Linked DNA regions of Mus musculus: region 1 is linked to region 2. Evidence: chromatin contacts called from ENCODE POLR2A ChIA-PET data. All regions are on one chromosome and are shown on one strand. The core of a region is the stretch at or near the end of the contact, and the rest is flanking DNA. Distances in the headings are between cores, read along the strand shown. Region 1 overlaps Nfix (nuclear factor I/X). Region 2 holds the start of Ier2 (immediate early response 2).

Evidence for each region. ChIA-PET counts read pairs that join two places held with the same protein, here RNA polymerase II (POLR2A).
Region 1: POLR2A ChIA-PET joins it to region 2 with 13 read pairs in embryonic stem cell. The contact joins the enhancer-like site here to the promoter of Ier2 in region 2. POLR2A ChIA-PET finds 5 or more read pairs at or near these places in 3 of 5 experiments (Patski and embryonic stem cell).

The regions. Positions count from the first base shown.
Region 1 is chr8:84,740,310-84,743,992 of GRCm38, reverse strand. The region is part of intron 2 of Nfix (nuclear factor I/X); the gene reads left to right. Among named protein-coding and RNA genes, the nearest start is that of G430095P16Rik, 19 kb to the right of the region's middle. RefSeq lists an enhancer at 1-2,132. Within about 2 kb of position 1,977, at least 1 of the 3 ENCODE cell types and tissues checked has a DNase peak (open chromatin) inside an H3K27ac peak, as active enhancers do.
Region 2 is chr8:84,660,631-84,664,626 of GRCm38, reverse strand. It overlaps Ier2 (immediate early response 2), which reads left to right and starts at 1,775. Exons shown (of 1, transcript NM_010499.4): 1 at 1,775-3,296. The coding sequence starts at 1,876. The coding sequence ends at 2,541.

The sequences.
Region 1 (3,683 bases), core at 728-3,227, 79 kb before region 2:
GCCAGCCAAAGTGCTGAGCAGGCTGGGCTGTGCTCCGATCTTTCTTAGTAGGAGCTAAGCATCCCTATCTGTATGACTAGGGCCAGCACCCCGCCACACACACACACACACACACACACACACACACACACACACACACACACACACGCTAGCCAGTCGGGTTCAGTATGGTCAGTATTGAGAGTACCTCACTCTGGCTGCCCTTTGGTTGGACTGTGGACTCAGGACCTGGGCAGGGCCTCCAGAGCCTCTGATGGTATATTTCCCTGCAGCTTCAAGGCCTGTTTCTGTTGCTGAGGCTGGCACCCGGTGGGGGGGTGATTCTTTCCCTCAGGGATAGGGCTACATCCGCCTGCCCCATCTCTGTCTCTGCACGTGTGTTCCCCTGCTGGCACCTATCCTATCCTACTTGGTAACAGCATGGCAGCCTCCTTGGGTAGGCTGTGTGTGTGTGTGCGCGCGCGTGTGTAGGGGGGTAGCCTAACTTTGGAAGTAGAACGCATTGGAATATAGGCAGATGCACACTCTTCAGTCACCAGTCACTGTGGTACATGGTCACGACAGATACTGTCCTAATGAAGTCCTAGATCTCTCTCTGCCCTGGGTCTCCTCCTCCCTTGTTAAAAAATGTTCATAATTTGGAAAGAAAGGGAACTTTTTACAAGCTGGCGGATCTAGAGAACTTTCCATCAGTTTTTTCTGGCCTCGTGATGGGTGGGGCCCTTTTTTCCTTCCCTGTTCTCTCCTGCTCTTCTCATAATCTCCCCTCCCCCTCCCTTCAGAGCGCGAGCGTGCACGTGCGCGCACACACACACACACACACACCCCTACCCCTACTTACCTACCTACCTTAAGGAGACCTCTAACAACCACCGTTCCAGAAAAGCTATTGGGGGTTGAGGACCTGTCTGTATCCTCCTGGGCCAGATCCAGGCTCGCCACCCCTCCCCCAGAGGCTGTTCCACTGCAGGCCTAGAATCTCCCAAGCTTTACAGAGCCTGTGCCAAGTAAGACCCAGGCCCAAAGTCTGCTCACCCTCCCCTGAGAGCCTGCCGTACTCCTGCTGGGCGGGGGTCCCCTGGGTCCAACACTGCCAGGGAGGGAGCGAGTGCTGAGCTCACTGCCTCGGCATCTGCCCTCCCCCCCACCTCTGGTGTGAGGGCCAGCCGTACTCCCGCCAGCGCCTCGCTCCCTAATAGCTTTTTAAGTCCAACCACATGTGTCTGAGGAGCAGAGCGGTGCCGCCCCTCCTGCCTCAGCGCTCCCCCTGGCTCCGTGAGACCACCCTCCACTTACAGCGCCTGGGGCCGGGAAAGGGATCTGGCTCCCAGGCCCACCTGAACAAGACAGGCTGGTGCCCGGCCTGAGAGTAACTCCGGAGGGTCACGTGAGGGCAGTGTTCTGATCCCGGGTCCGGGGTCCCTTTCCCCCTGAGCTGCCTGAGATCTTGTTTATGTGTATGCCTCAGTGCTAGGGCCTTGTGCCAGCGCTGCTCTCCTTGAACCTAGCCCCACTGGGGTGACCCCACAGTCGCCTCTCTGACTCAGTACACGTGCGGTTCCCTGTGCGTGTGAGTGGTCTATCGGGAGGCCTGTGGGGTGCGGTTTCGCAGAAGGGGAGTAAGGGCTGGGAACAGACCAAGCGAGCAGGCCTGGGGTCCTAATGAGAAAATTGCTTCCAGCCAGCGAGCCCTGCTCTGCGGCTGAAATTGCATCCAGCCCCAGCCAGCTTGAGCTAAAGAAGACCCCGCCCTTTGGCAAGGGTTTGGAGCAGCCTGTGTACAGCTCATTCTGCCTACCCTTGCCCCATGCACCTAAACGGAGGCACCTTAGTCCCCAGTTGCTTGGGCAGGGCTAGATTCTGGACCCAACCATCCTCATCTCAGGAGGTAGAGGAGTTCTGAGAGCTCCTCCCCGCTGCCACACAGGTCTGCTGCAGTTATAGACCCACTGTGTGCAGAGGGCTCAGAGCAAGGCCACCTGCCAAGTGGCGTTTGGCTTACAGAGAAAGGCTCTCTAAGGAGCCTTGGTTCTCCATCAGCCCAGGTACAAATCTGCCTGTGTGGCATCCTGTCTTCCAGGCTGCCTCATTTGGAACTCAGCCTCCTTGGGAGCTCAAAGCAGGACCCTTCTGCACTTCCAGAGCTCAGTACCCTAGCCCTAGGCAGGACAACCCAGTGGGTGAAAGGCTGATTTAGCTTGCTTGCTTTTCTCTTCCTTCCCTCACGCAGTTCTGGTCTCTGAACAGAACTAGCTGCAGAATTTGTGGGACTCAAAGCAAAATGAAAACGCTGGGCCTCTTGTTCAAGTTAAAGATGTCAAGATAGTGATGTCAGAAACCAAGGCCACAAAAGCAGCTCGTGGCAGCTCAGTTTCCGAGGAGAGTTGGTACCGCACATAGACTGCTGGCTTGGAACACTGGCTCTTCCTGATTGGACCAGAAGGTCCCTTACCGGTGATGAGGGAGACTTGTGGACTCTGGGGCCTACAGGTGGGAATCTCTTCCTGCCTTCAGGCTTTGTCATCTGCTGATGCAGCCTCCCACCCCAATGTTTGGCTATCCTGCTTGATGGCTTTTAGAGGTGTGGCTGGAGAGGAGGAGGAGAACCAGCTACATACTCCATGCTGTCAGGGGAAGACTGCCCTGGTCGCTCTGGAGAAGCAGAGATGGAGAATCACAGCCCTGGGCCTGGGTAGCCCTAAGTGGAACCTGTTGGGCCAAAGGTGGTTCAGGTTGTCCTGTCCCTCTGGGTGGAGCCCTCCCTGTAGCCACAAGTTCCAAAAACTGTGGAGGAGAAGGGAGCTAGCAGGAGTGCTCAAGGAAGAAGGCAGGAGGAAGGAAGCAACCCCATTGTCATCCCTAAATTACTGGCTGGGATGGCAGGGGAGGAGGCGGAAAGCCGACATTGTTTACTTAATTAAAAGTAAACAACAATTTGCCGCTGCCAGCCTCCCATTAGCTGTGTGTGGAGCCCTAGAGCAAAACGGAGACTGACTTTAGGCTTTCGCTCCCACCAAGCTGACATCCCCAGCCTTGGCTTTTCCCTGATAAAGCCCTTCCCGCCTAGATCCCTTTCCACTCAGGCTCAGGAGGGAAGATGAACCAAAAACTTTCAGGAGTATCCCACAGGATGTGGGTCAGAATATATGTATTGAGACACCACTGTTTCAGGATGCGGTGGGGGCTCTAGTCTGCTCCTGTAGACTGCTCCCTGCTAGATATCAGTCAGGCCAGGTTGTGTCAGCTAGGGTGAAGCAGAGGCTTTTCCTCCCAGCCAGATGTTGTTCCCTGAGAAAAGGGCGGAGTCTCATGACCTAAGGGCCTAGTCCATACTACCTGGAGGCCAGGGCCTTCTCTACCCACCTCCCACATTTCCCTTTTAGCAGCTTATAAGCTTCCATCTTTTTGGCTCTGCTCCCAGAAGGGGCTGCTCAGGGCTCCCGGAGGGCTAAGGAGAAAGTCAGGCTTCTTGGGGGCTGTAAGAGAGGGGCTGCTGGACACATGCCCTCTCCTCCAGGTCAAGAGAGCTTCATGTAACACACACACACACACACACACACACACACACACACACACACACACACTGGGGAACTCCTTTAAATAGGGATGGTGAGTGTAAAAGGTTGTGGGGCACTTCTGCTGGCCTCTGGGGCCTTGGCAGACCATCTTTTCAAGGTCTGTCT
Region 2 (3,996 bases), core at 526-3,025:
GGAGAAAAGAAGGAGAAAGAAAGAAAAAACACTCAGAAGCAGTGCAGGACAGCTGAAACTATAAAGGTGATATCTTGTTTCAAAAAAAAAAAATTAATAAAAGGCCAGCAAGGTGGCTCAGCAGGTAAAGGGACGTGCCGCCAACACTGAGTACACGGGTAGTTTCCCCAGGAAGACGGGAAGAAAGAACAGCCCAAGAACTGAGTACTTTGTCCTCTACATATGTGAGTGCAGGAGGGTTTCGAAGATGTTTTTCCGTAACTCCACAGGGTGCGAATCTCACTCCACCCGGACTCATCCCGCATGACGGTGCCGCAGCGTGTGAGAGCATGAGAGAAGGAAACATCGAGTTCTCTCCGGGACGCCGTGCAGACTGTCCAAAGAACTGTAGCACCAAACAGACTCGAACGACCCGAGACAACACTTAGTTAGGCTCCTGAGGGCTGGATTGGAGGGGCGTGCTCGCCGATGGAAGGGGCCCCGCCCCGGAAGCCCTCTCCTCGGGCTAAGACCGGCTGCCCTTGTTCTTATATGGGCATCCGGAAGTGGTTCGCGGCGCCAACCTACGTCATTACATCCAAATTTAGCCAGGGAAGTCGGCCGGCTGCAGTGGCGGGAAGTCTGCCCGCTGGCAGGGGGTGTTTCTTAAAGGGCCTGCACAGCAAATGAAAGGGGTTATTTGAATTTTTCTCCCTTCTGCAACTAGAAGCAAGTTTTTCTTGGGAAGTGATGCAAAGTGGAACCGACTTCTTTTTTTCTTTTCTTTGTTACTGTGTGTGTGTGTGTGTGTGTGTGTGTGTGTGTGTGTGTGTGTGTGTGTGTGTGTGTGTGTGTGTGTGAGACATCGTATAGAAGTCTGTTCTCTTGTACGGCGTGGGACCGGTGGGACCGGGAATCGAACTGAGTTCGTTAGGCTTGGCAACAAGTGGCTCCACCCACTGTGCCATCTCGACCCAGATATCTGTCTTTCTTGGAGTAATTCCGTTCACGAGGGCATGAAGGCAGAAAACTGCTCTATTGACAAGGGAAGATCGCAGGCCCTATGGACATTGGGACTTCCATGCCACTGGGTTGCGGAAAACTGGGAGATCTTTAACGCTGAAAGTAAAGAGCAGTCGTGAGGTGGTGGATATCTGTGGTTACGGGGTACAGTGTCCGTGCCCACTTTCCACCCATGTCCAGAAAGGTGGAGATAGAAGGGCTGCAGGCTTTAGTTGATCCTTTCGCCATAGTATAATCATATAATCATTCGTTTAGTAAATATTGGTCAGGTGGCTGCCTATTTCTCACCTGGAAAACTGTATCTTCTATGGAGTGGAGGTGAGAGATCAGAGACATTGAATAAAAAGAGAAAGTTCAACACTGTAGTAACTGGCGTGTAGTAACTGCTTAATAAGTAGCAGCGTTTTTACTGTTCAAAAAATATTAATTAGCAGGCTGGTAGGCAAGATGAACGGTGCCCTCGGGGAATGTACCCCGGTCCCGGGTTTTCCCCACTGCAGTCAGATTACCGCCCACTATCCGTCTCGTTGGTGGGCCTCATCCTCTGGCCCGTTGGTGACTCTGAGAACCCAGAACCTAGTGTCTTAAGGTGCAGTGGGGAAGTTCTTCCTTGCAGTAGTTAAGTCCTTTTTCCTTCGAGGCGTAAATTTATCCCTATTGCTTTAAGGACTCGCTAGCCACTGTGGAAAGCCCGGATGAGGCCCTCTGGTTGGGCGTGGTGTTGCAGTGACGTCACTCTCAGTATATTAAAAGGCTCCGGCTTGCTGCCCTCGCCCGAACGTCTAGCAGAGTACCTGCTGCTGTAAGCTTGTCGTCTGGGCTGCACCGCCCGTCTTAACCCATTCTCGACTTAACTACTCTCGTCGAACAAGCATGGAAGTACAGAAAGAAGCGCAGCGCATCATGACTCTGTCGGTATGGAAGATGTACCACTCTCGCATGCAGCGAGGTGGCTTGCGACTCCACCGGAGTCTGCAGCTGTCCCTCGTTATGCGCAGCGCTCGAGAGGTCTACCTCTCAGCCAAGGTAGAAGCCCACCAGCCCGAGTTCCCGCCATCCCGCAGGGCTCTTGACCCTCGCCTGCACCCGCCGCGGGAAGCCGAAGTTGCAGTGGAAGTAGCGTCCCCCGAAGCCGTGCAGCCTCCGGAGCCCATGGATACGCAAGAGGAAGTGCTGCGAGTCCAGGAGACCCCTGCGCTCTGTGACCCGCCCCCCGCTAGAGTCAGCCGCAAGCGCCGGAGCAGCAGCGATTTGAGCGACGGTAGTGATGCCGGACTGGTACCAAGCAAGAAGGCCCGTCTAGAAGAGGTGGAGGGGGAGGCGACGTCGGAGGTTCCCGATCGCCTGCAGCTTCCTCCGGCACAAAGCGAAGGTGCCTTCCCTAACCTCGCCCGCGTCCTCCAAAGGCGCTTCTCCAGTCTCCTGAACTGTGGACCCGCCGTGCCCCCGCCGACGCCCCCCACGTGCGAGGCCAAGCCAGCCTGCCGCCCGGCCGACAATATGCTCAACGTGCTGGTGCGAGCTGTGGTGGCCTTCTGAGAGCTCTGGTGGCTTCTTTCGAGCGGCGCCACCGGAGCGGAGAACGCACACCCGAGGCGAAGGCCGGCGGGGGCCGTGAAGAAGAGCCGCGGCCCGAGCTGCCGAGAGGCCAGGGGAAGGACTGAGGAGCGAGGGGCGCGGGCGCCTTCTCCCAGACGTGCGTCCATAGGTGCTATTAAAGGACTGTCCCTTCCTTGGCTTGGAGAAGGGACACCTAGATCTTGAATCTCAGGGTCGAACTCTCTAGGGGCCAGGCTGCCCTTTCAAGGCCGTTTCACTACCATTCGCGTTTCGGCCCCTACAAGTGGGCACGCTTGTGCAAGCGGTCAGAGTTGCGTCATGGGACAGACGCGGGTGCTTCCTGTTGCCTTGCGTGGGTGTGGGGCCTGGGAGGAGGCCAGGGTGTGGACCCGCCCTAGGGACTGGGAAGTGACTTGAGTCACCTCGCCCCCACAGGCTGCTGTGGGTGAGCCTGAACTGAACCAATCAAATCTGCGATCAGAGTTGAAGTGGCTGGAGACCCCGGGACTGGTCAACCTAGATGATCGCCTGGCGTGGACCACCGCGGGACGGGTGGGCCGCTGGTCGTAGTTGCTGCCGTAGACACAGCTTCTTCGGGCAGGAAAGAAAATTTTTTTTTTACCAGCGTGTTTAAGAAAGTCTGTTTACTTTTCCCACGGTGGGTTGTTTAATTAGCAACTACCTGGAGTTTTACAATGTCAGCTAGGAAAATAAAGACCATCGGTGTAAAACGCGCGGCTTGTCTGGCTTGCTTCCCTGGTGGGGGAGGGGTGGGGTTAAGGGGTCAGCCGCTCCCTAAGCCTCCGGAACTGGTTTGACTGGGTGCGGAGCCAGAGGGAGGCCGGGCCCCATTTCTTTGCCACAAGTTTACCTGCTTAAGCTAGCCCTGTAATTTGGGAGTGCCTTAGAAATTAACAAACTCTGGGGGAATAGTGTGTGGAAAGCTTAGTTTACAATTGGGGAGGGGGGTATTGGGTGCAGTGTTTCAAGAAGAGCTGAGGAATTTTAAATGATGGCGTTTCTCCCCCTCGACCGGAATTGCGTAGGGCCCCCACGGGTAGAGTGGCGGTGACTGAACTTTGAACCTGCGTTCAGCCCCTTACACGATTTCTTTAGTGTGGCTCAGGCAGATAATTGAGTGCTAACTTAAGTTACCTGTCTATGAAATATCCCTAAGACGAGCATAATGCCTAAAGCCCTCAATGCTATCACTGGGGAGGCAGAAGTAGAAGGTTCGAGGCCATCCTGGTCTACAGAACGAGTTCCAGGACAGCCAAGGCTACACAAGAAACCCTATCTCGTAAAAAAACGAAATAAATGAACCTATAAACCGCTTCCTCAGAACACTTAGGTTTTAACAGTGTTAACGCTGGTGTTTCACGTTTAATTCAACGGGGTTTCGTGGGTAGACCAGCTCAAGAAACAGCAAGTCCC